Regions from separate parts of the Homo sapiens genome. Here region 1 is linked to region 2. Evidence: chromatin loops called from intact Hi-C (ENCODE). Cell type or tissue: ascending aorta. All regions are shown on one strand.

The links. Hi-C counts contacts between places; a loop is a spot of excess contacts. Peaks named below come from ENCODE experiments on the same cell type or tissue, not always from the same donor. Only the 100,000 strongest peaks of a DNase experiment are listed, where the experiment ranks them.
Region 1: it touches region 2 in a loop (2.8-fold over the local background); 12 of 110 quality-filtered maps call a loop at or near these places.

Annotation. Positions count from the first base shown.
Region 1 is chr2:121,397,575-121,405,574 of GRCh38, reverse strand. It overlaps CLASP1 (cytoplasmic linker associated protein 1), which reads left to right. Exons shown (of 41, transcript NM_001395891.1): 27 at 1,141-1,204; 28 at 3,705-3,707; 29 at 3,903-4,066; 30 at 7,175-7,253. Among named protein-coding and RNA genes, the nearest start is that of TFCP2L1, 120 kb to the right of the region's middle. In ascending aorta, a CTCF peak has its summit at 3,087 (motif pointing left); a DNase peak (open chromatin) is centred at 3,094; H3K27ac peaks cover 671 bases.
Region 2 is chr2:121,750,664-121,758,663 of GRCh38, reverse strand. TSN (translin) reads right to left here and starts at 3,013. Exons shown (of 6, transcript NM_004622.3): 1 at 2,819-3,013; 2 at 1,331-1,424. The coding sequence starts at 2,884. RefSeq lists an enhancer at 2,959-3,148. In ascending aorta, no CTCF peak of the experiment used is centred here; a DNase peak (open chromatin) is centred at 3,143; H3K4me3 peaks cover 2,824 bases; H3K27ac peaks cover 662 bases.

The DNA.
Region 1 (8,000 bases), 350 kb after region 2:
CATTAATCAGGGATGATTTGTGGAAGAGAGGACACTTCTATCAAACTTTAAACATGGGACTTGGTAGTAGTCAAGGATCAGAAAAGGCAAAGGGCACCAATGTGAAATGAGTGTTTGCTTTGTCCTAGGTACGGTAGAAGGTACAATGTTTTATCTTTTAATCCTCTCAGCAGCCACGTGACATGGTCCTTATCCTGTTTGACCAATAAGGAAATCACAGGCTTAAAGATAGCAGAGTACTTATTTATTTTATTTATTTATTTTTGAGACTGAGTTTCGCTCTTGTTGCCCAGGCTGAAGTGCAATAGTGTGATCTTGGCTCACTGCAACCTCTGCCTCCTGGGTTCAAACAATTCTCCTGCCTCAGCCTCCTGAGTAACTGGGATTACAGGCACCCACCACCATGCCTGGCTAATTTTTTTATTTTTAGTAGGGACAGGGTTTCACCACATTGGCCAGGCTGGTCTTGAATTCCTGACCTAAGGTGATCCACCTGCCTTGGCCTCCCAAAGTGCTGGGATTACAGGTGTGAGCCACTGCCCCTGGCCCAGAGTACCTTATTTACAGCAGAACTGAGATTAAAATCCAGATCTGTCTGACCCTGAAACACATGCTGTTTTGTTTTTTCCCTTTTTTGTTTTGTACCTCTCATTAAAATGCAGGATAGACATGCTTTTTAAACTTTATTCCATTGCCTTTCAGTTGTAGCATGTGGAAAACACAGCTGGGATAAAATGAAAAAGATTTGGTGCATGGCTTTGTCACTTCCAGATGTGTTAGCTTGAGTAAATCACTCAGTCTTAGTTTCCTCATCTTAAAATGAGAGCAAATCTCTGGTTTTATATTCCTATTTGATTTAGCTATAAATTAAATAAGAGTTTGTGAAAAAACATTGTTATGTAGATACGAATTATGTAAAGCTTATGTAGTTGACTGATCAAAAAAATTACCCAGGTGTGGTAGTGTGCACCTCCCAGCTACTCGGGAGGCTGAGGTGGGAGGATCACTTGAGCTTGGGAGATCAAGGCTGTAGTGAGCTATGATCGCACCACTGCACTCTAGCCTGGGTAATAGAGTGAGACCCTGTCTCAAAAATAATAAAAGTAGTAAATTCATTGATTTCTGTTTTATTTCTTCTAGTCGAGTTGAACTGAAAAGGTTGTGTGAGATCTTCACTCGGATGTTTGCTGACCCTCATAGCAAGGTAAGTCTGAAGTCATGCCTGCCCTGTCTTTACCCCTGCATGTCTGTGTGCTCTGTGTGATATACTACCCAAGAATGAGAGAGAATTCCCGATAGTGCAGTTCCGACCTTACAGAGTCACACCGGTTTCAGCACTAGTGTATGTTACATCTTTTAAAAACAGAATTCTTGGAAACTTAAATGTGCATAAAATTTCAAGTTAAATAAGTGTGTTTCAAGTAAATGTTATCAGGGAGAGAATCAGATGGTCTTTCTTATATTCAGCAAATATTTTTGTATGTCTCCTCTTAGCCAAACAGTGAGGTAGGTGCTAGGGTATAAGATTATATTATAATATCATGCATTTTTTAATGTTATAGTAGTGAAGAAAATAAGTATATAATTATTTTTGTATCCCGTGTAGAATATGTCCGTATAGGACAAGATAGAAAAAATGAGAATATGTAATGGATTTATTGATAAACCAGGTTATTTCATAAAATAGGATTTTGCTGTTACCAAGAATTTGCTGAACGGGGATCACTTAGCTGGTGCCCACACCTCCTGAGGGCCATAGGGAACACTAAGCCCAAGGAATGCTTTTTTTGATGAGAGAGTCCCAGCTGAGGGGGAAATGCCCATGAGTATGGGACAGAACACTTTCCAGGGGTGGTGGAAAAGACGTGAGACAGGGTATCTTTACAGAAGTTTACTTGGAGTCTAGATTTTAAATACTATTGTTAGGGAGAAGGCCCTTAGAGACTATTAGATGCTTTTAGAGGAAGAAGGTAAGGTGTGGAAATGGATAGAACCTTAAATGAGCAGAAGCAAATCTTTAATGCTGACATGCAGGATCAACTACAGTTTTCCTAGTAAAGATGGGCTCCTCCAAGTCTTGCTGGAAGAAAGAAACCTGTGATGGCCAGAGAGCCCAGCCAGTTAGTCATCATCATCTTCTTTCTTTTCCTATCCTTGCTTCCTCGTAGGAATTGTCCTTGAAATATCAAACATCCATCCACCCATTCATTCACCCAGTCATTTAACATTTACTGAGTACCTGCTCTGGGGCAGGGATATAGAAAAGAAGATATGGTCCCAGCCTTTTGAGGTGCTCATGAGAGTAAAGGGGATGAATGCAAGGGTTCTCCTCCCCTCCCCCCACAACAGCTCTCCTCACTCAGTGTCATTCTTGAAGCATGTCTTTAAACTTTCTGCTGTGACCCTCACAGCAAAGTCAACATTAACAATATTAATAAAAATCCACTGGGCACAGTGGCTTACACCTGTAATCCCAGCACTTTGGGAGGCTGAGGTGGGCAGATCACCTGAGGTCAAGAGTTCGAGACCAGCCTGGCCAACATGGCAAAACCCTGTCTCTACTAAAAATATAAAAATTAGCTGGGCATGGTGGCGGGCACCTGTAATCGCAGTTACTTGGGAGGCAATCACTTGAACCTGGGAGGTGGAGGTTACAGTGAGCTGAGATCGCACCACTGCACTCCTGCCTGAACAACAGAGTGAGACTCTGTCTCAATAAAAATTCAGGAAAGACTGAGCTTAAAGGCCACATAGATATCCAAAGATAAAATTTATCAAGATTTTTCTCTAAGGTAGTGGTAAAAGCAGTAAGATTTAACTCATAAGCATAATTAGATTCTTAAGATTTATAACGTGAACACTATTAGATGGTTTAGAACACTGATAAATTTCTGTTACCTGTCACCCCTAGATTGCTGATTCAGAAGCAGAATGTGAGGATAAAGAAGGAAATTTGTTTCCATCAGAAGTCTCTTGTACAGTGAGTTTGGAGGTCTCAGTTTAGTTAGTATTTGTTAGCTGCCTGTAAGTGAAGCCAGGAATCCCACAGCTGAATGACTTTTTCCTGAGCTGTCTCACAGGAGACCCCTGGTGGTGAATAGTTGCTGTGCTAGAAATGAGGCGGTATAGGGTTTGTGGTTTGTCCAAGTAGAACAAGTTTCATTAACAAGGTAGGGATACTCAGTGCTACTTTTCTCTCTGAAATTGGTTCAGAGATATTCCACTGTGCACTCTATTTTGCCTTAGCAAAAATCATTACACAACAGCATGATGATTATGTTAATATTTTTATATATTTTATTCTAAGCCGTAATCTATTACTTTATGATATCTGAAATTGGTATACATCAAAATGTCTGACGTGAAAAGCAATAGCTACACAATAGTGAGTAGGTGTTTTTATTGGCTCATTTTATAATAGTATTTGTTGACTGCTAGATAGTGAATAAGAATACTATAGAATTAGGGCAAGAGGATTTGTTGTTGTTTAAGAAAGAAAAGCCTTCAGGATTAAACACAGAAAAGTTAATTTCTCTCTGTACTGCTTTTTAAAGACTTACATTGATGGAGGAGAGAATATTTCATTGGTTTGTAGCCTTTTCAGGTTTTCTTAAAAAAACGCATGAAAATGGTATTAATTCACTGCCAACTAACATGGAATTTGTTTTGTTGCATGGCCTCGTTTGCGGTGGAATTCACAACAGAGAGTAAGTTCCATTTCTTTTTCCTTTATCTGTTTTCTGCACTACATTTTCCTTCTGTACTATGAACAGTTGTTAACAGTGTTAACCTAAGTTACAAGAGTCTGGGCAAAGCACGTATGGGCATTTTTAATGTTTTGTAGACTTTGGAGGAGATCGTGAATTCAATATGTGAACTACTTGGTTTTCATTTGTGTCTAGGTTTTCAGTATGTTTTTGGAGACTCTTGTGGATTTTATAATAATTCATAAGGATGATTTACAAGACTGGCTTTTTGTTCTTCTCACACAATTACTTAAGAAAATGGGAGCAGATTTACTTGGATCTGTGCAAGCAAAAGTTCAAAAGGCTCTAGATGTCACAAGGTAAGTGTTTAAGGGTTAGGTCCATTTTGATGTTACAGGATACTTGTAAGTGACTTTTTGCCATTCTCTTTTGTTACCCATGGCCTTTGTCACCCCCTTGAATATCTCTTTTACTCAGTTCTCACTTTCTGTTGTTGACATACTTGTTGACATGTCCCACCAGTCCATGAAATGAAATACCATATCTTCCTTGTGTTGATATTACTTTTGTGAGTATTTAAGACATATATAATAAACAAATGTAAAACTTTGGAAATTGATTCTCTTCTCATTAAAAAACATTTAAAGGGAACATTTAGAATATTTGTTTACATTTCTCTGAAGACCTTAGTATTTTTATTACTTCAACTTACAAGTCTTACTAGAAATTTTTCTATCGGTGTATGATGTAGAGTTTCCATTGGTCCAGGAAAATTCTCTAAATTAATAGTACACTGGCTAGAGATTAATAGCACATTTGCAGTAGTTGTGACCCTTCTGGCTGTTATGAGAAAAGAAAAGCTGCTGAAGCCCAGAAAAGTTAGAAAAAGTACATGCTGCTGCTGTTCAGAAACCGCTTCTCTATTGTCTATGCAGTTGTGGGTCCTCAATATGCAAGTATGAAAGTTGAAACATCTCAGAAGACACTTTGCAATAATGTCTTGGTTGTGATTTGGTGGAAGATGGATGGGGGGAATGTCAAATTGGTGAACTTTTTTAAAGAACAAAGGAATAACTTCCAAGTCACTCAGAAAATTATCAGGGCAATGACTTTTATAAGTTACTACAAACTGGAATAATTCTAGTTATCATAGAATTTCAAGATGGAAGGACCTTAAAGATGATGCTCATTTTATCAGTGAGAAACAGACAGTTTGCCTTGACTTTGTGTTAGTGGCTGTTTGGGAACGCAAATCCAGGATTTCTGAAGATTGCACTGTTGTCTGTTTTTATTGTTGCAGGCTATCTTGTGGGTGTGTGTCCTCACCTCCTGTGGGGGCAGGGGGGTGGTATGGATAGCACTGGAACCTTCTCTTCCCTCTCTGGCTCCCTTGACTAGCACAGTAGCACATCCTGCCCTGCCGGCATCTCCCTATGCGTGCAGCTTTTACATGACTCTGACTTCAAAGTATGCGTCTGTTCCTCTACACCATGATGCCAGCTGTTTTCTTTTGGCCCTTGACCCTGTCAGTCTGTGTAATTGCATTGCTCTAGAATTCTGTTATCCAGAGCGATTACCCTTCTGGTTTTTAATGAACTCAAAGTAATGTACTTGCATCTGTCGGTGAGGCCATAAAAAAAGAATATTAAATAAATAAATAAATAAGAATCAAAGTAATGTACTAAATTTGCAATAAAGCTTTCAAACTTCGTCATTCCTTTGCATGGCTAAACTTAGTGGAGTTAGGGAGCATTACAGTACACCATTATACCAGTGGATTATAAAGGTTTAGCCAAGATTGACTGAGGGGCTAGGCTGATAAGCTGGTATAATTGAGTGGAGTAGATAGGATGGCTGTTGATAGACTGGGGCCGGTTGTGGCCACATTGGGACATGGGCTCAGTAGTACCAGACTTTTCAAGAAAGGTCAGAAATGTGGATTTGGGCAACATATTTGAGAATTTTTTAAGATACTGTGAAGGCCAAATAAAACACATGTGAGCCAGACTTGGCCTGTAGGTCGCTTAATTTAGGTGAATTTACCAATGACCAGATCTATTTCATATATTTAGGAATGGTAGGAGTATTAAGATTGTGTTCCTAAACTTTGGTGATTAAGGAATACAATTGTGACCTCCTGTTAGTTTTCCTGGATGCCCCTTTAAGAGTCCTAATCTCAGTAGATTTGGTCTGAGTGCCTAAAGCGTTTTTAATATTCCCTTCTTTTTCTCAGCAGTTGAGATGCACAGCTGTTTAAGCTGATCTAGAATAGTCAGCGACTGCTAATAGGAGGTTTTAGTGATGGCTGAGAATTGCTTCTCAGTTTATAGACTTGAGTGCTAATCTGCCTCAATTTCCTTTCCTTTACCTGTGCCTAACAATGGCGTATTTCCCGATTATACACACCCATTACTGAAATGTATTCTCCATCCACCCCATGCTGCCAGAAGAAGGGAGAGACATTTTGTGGGTGGTTTGTTGACATAGTCACTTAAATTAGGTATATTAAAGTATGCTTTCCTTCCCGAAGAGATCTTCAAAGATTCCAGGGTATTATTGGATCAAGTTTACTTTTTATTAGTAATTATATGTAGGATAACACTGGTACCTGATATGTGCCATGTGCTTTTTATTTTTATTGTATGATTTTATTGACTTTTCAAACCAGTTCTATTTGCTTCATTTTACAGAGTCAAACCTACTTCTTTATTTTACTACATTTACGTAGATTGGGAAAAATCTCTAAGAGAGTCCAAAGAAAGCAGTGTAGATATTTGCCTTGCATTTATCTTTCCTGTTAATATGGAAGTTACATCACCATTTTCCACGTGGGCCCCATTGTGCAATTTTAAACTAATACTAGTAATTACAGCATTTTAACAGAAAGAGCACTGACTCTCTGGCCAAGAGAGAGAAGGGGCTTCTGGGACCCCAGGCTTCTGTGTGTGATTTGTAGCTGGATGGGAAATGTTTTGTCGCCATCTCACAGGCATTCTTCTGTGGTGTGCAGGGACCCTAAGCAGTGACCAGGACCAAGGAGGATGATACGGTTAGTTTAAGCAGGGTCAGCTGTAAGCAGCCCGGTCAGGATGTAAAAATGAGATTTGGGTATCAGAAGTGATTTTTATGTTTAAGCAATATCCAGAAAGGTAGCTGGAGGGAAAATGAGCGAATCCCTAGAAAGGCAGGTAGAAATTTCTCCTTAGTTTATTGCTTAGTCTTAATTTTTTAAATAGCCACTCAAAGTAAGTTCAATTTGTGTTTGGGGACTTGCAAAAAGATCTTCCTTTTTCCATATTTTCTGTATAACATGTATTACTCTACATAAAACGAAAAGCACTATTTATTAAAAATGTGAACAGGGTTTTACATACATTAACTTACAATGGTATGCTTTTGTTAAATAGTTTTACATTGTTTTGTAATAAATTTCTTTAAAAATAAGCACTTTTTTCCCACCAACCTAGGGACTCCTTTCCATTTGATCAACAATTTAACATTTTGATGAGATTTATTGTGGATCAAACTCAAACTCCAAACCTCAAGGTCAGTAATTATTTGTCATTACAATTCAACCCTGGAACTCACATTTGTTTAAATTTACTTTTGTTTATGTATGACCCATGTTTAGCTATTGTGAATAAATCTGCTGTGAGCATTCTTGTTTGATTCTTTGTGGACATGTTCCTGTTTCTCTTGGTTCAGTACCTAGTAGTGTATTTGCTGGTTCATTGGGTAAGTACATGTTTAGCTTTTTTAGAAACCACTAAAATGGTTATACCATATTGTATTCCTACCAGTAGTTTATGAGAGCTCTAGTTTTGCTGCATCCTCACCAGCATTTGGACAGTACTAGTCTTTTTCACAATTAATATTTAAACTAGAAAATTAAGACATTCTTGTGTGTAGAGATAGGTATCTTATTGGAATGTTTAATATTAACATTCTAAGCTGTGAAAGTTAATCGTTACATGTTGTGGAAAATCATACCTGTAATAACAAGACCAAGTTTGAGGGAGGATGTATGTTAATTTGAATTAGGTCACGTTCATCATCTGTTCTTTGATCATTAACTTTTTGGAGGTTTTAGGATGAGTCTAACAAATAATTACCTTTTCCTCCTGAAGTCAAAGCTAGTTGAGAAGTTGATGGTGAAGTTAGGACAGAGCATCAGCTTGATTACTGAAAATGCTGCCTTACAGAACATGGCCTAGAACGTGTGACAAAACTAGAGCTGAACATGCCCTGCAGTCAGTGGCAGAGCTGGAAATCCCACGGGCCCCTCTCAAGGGC
Region 2 (8,000 bases):
TACAGTTCTTGCTTAATAATCTAAGTAATCTATCTGGAAATTAATCAACAAAAAAACCTCACAACTAACGTACACATCTGTGCTTTTCAACCTGGCTTTCAAAATATCATCCCCAGTTTCCCTACTAATTAGCTATACTGAAAAATAAACAACTTGCTAAAAGGGAATATATTAGGAGACACACTGGTAATTGGTTTGGTTGTCATAAATAACGTCATCCTTAAGGAGATGCACACCAGCTGCTATTCCTGTTCACTCCTCAGAGGATGCCTAAAATTGGATTGCTTCTTCCTCCCATATTTGGCAGAAAAAAGCCTTTACCAAGTATTCACAATCAGGATGACCAACTCCGTATCATTAAGAAAAATCACTTGCCTCTGGCACGTGTAAATGCATTATTATATCATTCTTGTATCTGAAAATATACTTCAGCTCCTTTAGCTGTGCTGGCAATACCTTACAATGAAGGTTCCATGTCTAAACTTGACATATTTTATTTTCATTCAAGAGGCTGATTATAAACACATTAATTTGAGAACATTTTATACTGTTAATCTCATATTAAAAGGTATTCAATCACTGAAAGGCTGGATTCAAATACACACAGGTGCATATACACACATACACACATACACACACACACACACAAAGGGCCAAATAAAAGTCACTAGATAACACAAAAGAGTTACAAACCCTTGGGCCAGGTGCAGTGGCTCACGCCTGTAATCCCAGCACTTTGAGAGGCCCAGCCAGGCGGATCATCTGAGGTCAGGAGTGCAAGACCAGCCTGGCCAACAAAGTGAAACCCCATCTCTAATAAAAATACCAAAAAAAAAAAAAGTAGCTGGGCGTGATGGCGGGCACCTGTAACACCAGCTACTCAGGAGGCTGAGGCAGGAGAATTGCTTGAACCCAGGAGGCGGAGGTTGCAGTGAGCTGAGATGGCACCACTGCACTCCAGCCTGGGCAACAAGAGTGAAACTCCGTCTCAGAAAAAAAAAAAATTAAAAAAATAATAATAAACCCTTTTCCCGCTTACCCTGAGAATACTGTGCTGGCAGAGAGCTGCACTTTTTTTTTCTAAACAGGAAATGGGTTAAGCAATTGTAATTATCATCAGTAGAATGCCCTCGCAATAGAAAACATCTCTGTTTAAACCATACTGTGTGGAAGTGGAAGAAAAATCAACCAAAATTATCAAATCACCTACTTCTTCAATTTTTACTCACCATAAAGCATGATAGCCATTTTTCATTATAAAATGTCTTCTGGATAGAAACTCTCCCTCTAAATAAGAGACTGATAATTGGATACAAAACAAAGAACTTACTGTCCTGAAACCCAGCACCCTGATGGACCCCTTGCAGTAGAGTTAAAATCTCTCGAGCTGTTTGTTCTAAACTCTGTACAACTTTTCTGATTTCCTAGAGAGAATTAAAAATAAAAATCAGATACTCAACAGAATCATTGTCATACACTCACACAAAACACATTAGATAGCTTATGTGATCTATCATAACCAAGTTTGAATCCTGACTTTTCCACTTATTTCCTCTGTAAGACTTCAAAAAGTCACTAAAAAGCCTTAGATTCCTCAGATACCCTTTAAAGAATAATAGCCACCCATTAAACCCAAGTATTCAATTGGGACATTATAATGGATGACGTGTGTGAACGCAACTTGCAAAATGAAGAGTTAAATGCAACACAAGAGTCGGGTATTTCTAATTCTTTTTTCTTTTTTTTTTTTTTTTTGAGACGGAGTCTCGCTCTGTCACCCAGGCTGGAGTGCAGTGGCGCGATCTCAGCTCACCGCAACCTCCGCCTCCCGGGTTCACGCCATTCTCCTGCTTCAGCCTCCCGAGTAGCTGGGATTACAGGTGTGCGCAACCATGCCCAGTTAATGTTCTTTTATATTTTTAGTAGAGACAGGGTTTCCCCATGTTGGCCAGGCTGGTCTCAAACTCCTTACCTCAGGTGATCTGGCCGCCTCGGCCTCCCAAAATGCTGGAATTACAGGCATGAGGCGCCGCTCCCCGCCTCTAATTCATTTTTAAAATATTCACTGAGCATACTTATGTGCGAGGCACTGTGTAAATACCGGGGAACCAAGCACACAATCCCTTCCCTCTGGCGGTTTAACATACAATGAGGGAGAAGATTTTTTTAAAATAATCAATATTACACACATTAAAAAAAGTTAATGTGCTACTAGAAAACATAACAGGAAATAGATCGCTTAGACTGTGACGCCAATGAGATAAATACGAGACAATCAGGAAAAGAACGGGAAAGAAGCAAATTCCAGGAAAAGCAAACAGGCAGGAAGCTATTTGGGGCACTAGAAGAGGTAAAGTGAACATCATACACAAAGACAGAGAGCATAAACGAGATTGAAGAGAAACCATGTGAGCCACAGTAGAGTCTGATTTTTTATCCTGTGTGGCATAGGAAATCACAGGAGAGTTTTAAGCAGATCACATGTGCTTTTAAGACACCAACAAAAATACACGAAACGCTCATTCGCTGAAGACCAGGTGCTAATCGAGCCTTCGATATAAACAAGTGCTGAAAAGAAGGAAAACTGACACAAACGAGGCAAGTGATGCTGAGAAGCTGAGACTCGAACACGGGGAATCAGGACAGAGCAGCAAAATTTTGGGCGGGGGCGGGGAGTGCCTAACCTAAAGCTAGAGGGGAAGCAACCCACCCTCGGAGGCGTCCCCACCGCCCGAGACTGAGCGACAGAGGAGGGCCGGGCGAAGTGGCCCAACTAGGCATGGAAAGGCAAAGGGAATGGGGAAGGGAGGGGGCTCGCCTCTCGGATGTCCTGCTCGGCAGCCAAAAAGCCCTGCAGCTCCACGAAGATCTCGCTCACAGACATGGCGCCGGCTGCACAACAATCAGCCAGTGTAGCAAGGGCGGCCAAGGAAGTGGACGCCGCAGGCAACCAGCGCAATCAATCGCAACGGCCGCCGCTACCGCCGCGTCCCCCCGGTCTTACGCCACGACCGTCGCTAGGGTCCTCCGAGGCTCGCGGCGCGCCGGAGGACGGGCTGTCCGCCGCGCTGCCTGAGGCGCCGTCCGCTGCGTTCGGAACCGAGGCGCGCGTCCAAAGGGCAGAGGAGAGGGAGAGTGGGCGGGGCCTCAGTCTGAGGCCTTCAGACAGGCATCGCCAGAAACAACCTGCGAAGGCGGCCCTCGGAGCACGTGGGCCTGAGGGAGGGCGGGGACGGGCGTGTAGGTGGTGCGGGCAAGTGGGGCTGGTTAGCTTATATGTGTGTATTTATTTCATACACAACAACAGTTGGAGGGAAATATTTGACAACGAAAGAGTATGCACAAAAAACAGGTGCAGAAGAATGTAGAGAGAGTTCAGCCTTCGTGAGAGAGTAGGGGGCCAGTGCATTTCCAAAAAAAAGGAAAATAAAAGTAACGTATGTAGGACTGTGAGTAGGGAATGGATTGGGAGCGAAAATTTTCTGTGTAGATCTTTTAATGTCTTCTCTGTATGGCTGTATTACCTATTTTTAAATTAAACGGCTTTTTTAAGCGTGTGCGGTGGGATGTTTCTCTTTCCACTCACACCTTGTCCTAATTCCCCTTCCATGCCCTATAACGGTTTCCCCTTTCATGCCCTATAACGGTTTCCCCTTTGTTCTTGAAGAGTTATTTCATACACACATACTGTGTGTGTGTTCTTGAACAGTTATTCCATACACAAATACAGTGTGTGTGTGTGTTGCACTCGCCAGATGAATTGGAATGATTCTTATCAACTAAATGATAATTTATTGCTTGCTTTGTTTCTGACATTATTCTAAACTCTTTACATGAAGGATCATATTTAATTCTCATTATATGAGAATAATTTCATGTCCATGAAGAAGACAGTAAGACCACTAGCACCTACATTTTTAAAAAACTATCGGCCGGGCGCAGTGGCTCACACCTGTAATCCCAACACTTTGGGAGGCCAAGGCGGGCAGATCACAAAGTCAGGAGTTCGAGACCAGCCTGACCAACATGGTGAAACTCCGTCTCTACTAAAGATACAAAAACTAGCCGGGCGTGGTGGCGCGCGCCTGTAATCCCGGCAACTCGGGAGACTGAGGCAGAAGAATCGCTTGAACCCGGGAGGCACAGGTTGCAGTTAGCCGAGATCACACCACTGCACTATAGCCTGGGCAACAGACTCCGTCTCAAAAAAAATAAAAAACCCTTTCTTATCTCGTGTTTGTTCTCCCAAAACCCATTCGTCTGTCCTAAAGAATCCTATTTGTTCTCATACAAACTTTCGTCACCTCTCCGTTTTACCTAGAGTTAGGCACACAAGCCACTAACTGGTTTTTTGTTTCTTTCTTTTCTTGTGTGGTTTTCGTTATTGTTGTTTTGTTCTGTTTCATTTTTTGGTCTCATTACGTTGCCCAGTCGGGTCTTGAACTCCTGGGCTCAAGAAATCCTCCTGCCTCAGCCTTTCAAAATGCTGGGATTACAGGTATCAACCACTGCGCCCAGACATAAACCTCTAACCATTTAGTAGGCTAGCTACTTATTTTGCTAGCTCCAGCATCCATGCAAATAAGCCTTTTTTGGGAGTGTCCTATAAAAAGTTTAATTAGACCCTATTAGTCGATGGTGTTGTTGAGTTCTTATATGCCCATGCTGATTTTCTGTTCCGTTAATCTGTCTTTTGTCAGTTTAATTTGCAGGCCCTGGCTGGGCATGGTGGCTCACACCTGTAATCCCACCACTTTAAGAGGCTAACGAGGAGGATCACTTGAGCCCAAGAGTTCGAGACCAGCCTGGGCAACATAGTGAGACCGCCATCTCTACAAAAAATGTTTTGAAAATTGGCTGAACATGGTAGCGCATGCCTGTGGTCCCAGCTACTTCAGAGGCTGAGGTGGGAGGATCACTTGAGCTCAGGATGCCACGGCTGCAGTGAGCCATGATTGTGCCACTGCACTCAAGCCTGGGTGACAGAGTGAGACCCTGCCTCAAATAAATAATTTTTTGGAGGCCCCCATAAACTGAACAAAATATAATAAAGAGAAAGCTTTTCCTTCCCAATACTAGCTTCATAAAGAACTGGAAAGTGTTCCCTTCTGGTCTATTATCTGGAAGAGCTTATGCAGATTGCTGTTTGTTCTTTAAGTAGTTGTAGAATTCTCTGCTGAAACCTTCTCCAACGAAACCTTCTTTGGAGATCTCTTTTGGGGAATTTTTATTGCAAATTCAATTTCCTAATAGTCATAGTGCTACTCAAAGTATCTTTTTCTTTAAGAGATGGGGTCTCGCTCTGTCAGCAGGTGATTCTTCTGCCTCAGCCTACCCAGTAGCTGGGACTATAGGCACATGCCACCACACCTGGCTAATTTTTGTCTTTTTTGGTAGAGATGGGGTCTGGCTATGTTGCCCAGGCTACAAAGTATCTATTTAATATTGGGTGAGCTATGGTAGCTGTGTTTTTTTAAAGGAATTGGTTCATTTAGTCTAAGTCATTTATTTGAATAGAGTTGTTTATAGTATTTCCTTATATTCTTTTGTCATCTTCAGGCTCTCTAGTGCCACCCTGTATTTCATTCCTGATAGAAAGAATTTATCCATTTTCTCTGTTTCTCTTTGTCAATCTTGCTGGAGGTTTATCCACTTTATTGATCTCTTAAAATAACTAGTTCTCTGTTTAATTTTTTTTTTTTTTTGAGATGGAGTCTCTGTCACTTGGGGTGGAGTGCAGTGACGTGATCTCGGCTCACTGCAACCTCCGCCTCCTGGGTTCATATGATTCTCCTGCCTCAGCCTCCCGAGTAACTGGGATTACAGGCGCGCTCCGCTGCACCCAGCTGATTTTTGTATTTTTAGTAGAGATGGGGTTTCACCATGTTGCCCGGGCCGGCCTTGAACTCCTGACCTCAGGTGACCCACCCACCTCAGCCTCCCAAAGTGCTGGGATTACAGGCATAAGCCACCATGCCCGATTCTGTTTCAATTCCATCAATTTCTACTCTTTATTATTTTCTTTTTTTTTTGAGACAGAGTCTCGCTCTGTCGCCCAGGCTGGAGTGCAGTGGCGCAATCTCGGCTCACTGCAAGCTCTGCCTCCCGGGTTCACGCCATTCTCCTGCCTCAGCCTCCTGAGTAGCTGGGACTACAGGCGCTCGCCACTGCACCCAACTAATTTTTTGTATTTTTAGTAGAGACAGGGTTTCACCTTGTTAGCCAGGATGGTCTCGATCTCCTGACCTCGTGATCTGCCCGCCTCGGCCTCCCAACGTGCTGGGATTACAGGTGTGAGCCACCGCACCCGGCCGTCTGCTCTTTATTATTTTCTTCTTTCTGCTCGTTTTGGTTTTATTTTACTCTTCTAGGTTCTTGAGATGGAGCTTAGATTATTAAGATTTTCCCACTTTTCTAATGGATGCATTTTAGTGCTGTTAACTTTCCCTCTGGGCACTGCTCTTAGCTGTGTACCACAAATTTTTGGTATGTTGTAGTTTCATTTTTATTTAGTTCAATGTATTTTTTAAATTTCTCTTGTGACTTCCTAATTGATTATCTAGAAGTATATGGTTTAATTTTCAAGTGTTTAGAGATTTTTCTGTTATTGTGTTATTGATTGCTAGTTTGAATCTATATAGTCAGAGAACGAGCTATGATTCAATTCTCGTAAATGTGTTAAGATTTTGTTTAAATAGTCCGGAATATGGTCTCTCTTAGTATATATTCCACAGGCAATTGAAAGGATCTGTTGTTGGGTGGAGTGGCAATTCGGCCCTTTTAGCTGTTGAGTTCTTCTATGCCCTGCTGATTTGTCTAGTTGTTCTATTAATTTCTTAAGGGATTTTCTACAGAATCAGTCATTTCATCTGTGAACAAATAGTTTTATTTCTTCATCCCAATCTATATACTTCCTATTTCCTTTTCCTGTCCTAATGCATTATATAGGACTTCCAGTAAGATATTGGATAGGAATGGAAAAAGGACATCCTTGCCTTCTTCCCAACCTTAGAGCCAAAGTGTCCAGTTTCTCACCCTTAACTATGATGTTAGCTGTAGGGTGTTGTTGTTGTTGTTATTATTGTTTGTTTGTTTGTTAGTTTTTAGAGGTAGGGTCTTACTTTATCACCCAGGCTGAAGTACAGTGGTATGATCATAGCTCACTGCAGCCTTGAACTCCTGAGCTCAATTGATCCTCCTGCCTCAGCTTCCAGAGTAGTGGGGACTACAGGTATGCACCACCATGCTTTAATAATTTTTTTTTAATTTTTTCGTAGACATGGGGTCTGGTCATGTTGCTCAGGCTAGTCTTGAACTCCTGGCCTCAAGGGATCCTCCTGCCTACGCCTCCCAAAGTGCTGGAATTATAGGCGTGAGCCACTGTGCCTGGCCTTGTTTTGGTTTTGGTTTTTTAAGAGACATGGTCTTGCTCTGTCACCCAGGCTGGAGTGCAATGACATGACCACAGCTCACTGCAGCCTTAACCTACTGGGCTCAAGCAATCTTCCCACCTCAGCCTCCCAAGTAGCTGGGACTATAGGTGTGTGTCATCCAGCCTAGCTAAATTTTTTTTATTTTTGGTAGAGATAGAATCTCACTGTGTTGCTCAGGCTGGTCCTGAACTCCTGGGCTCAAGCAGTTCTCTTGCTTTGGCCTCCCAACGTGGTGGGATTACAGGCATGAGCCACTGCACCTGGCCTTATTCTATCAATTGTCAATAGAGGGGTCTCTAACTATAATTATAGATTTTTTTTTTTTTTTTGAGACGGAGTCTCACTCTGTCACCAGGCTGGAGTGTAGTGGCACAATATCTACTCACTGCAACCTCCGCCTCCTGGGTTCAAGCAATTCTCCTGCCTCAGCCTCCCAAGTAGCTGGGACTACAGGTGCACACCACCACGCCCAGCTAATTTTTGTATTTTTAGTAGAGACGGGGTTTTACCATATTGACCAGACTGGTCTCGATCTCTTGACCTCGTGATCCACCCGCCTCAGTCTCC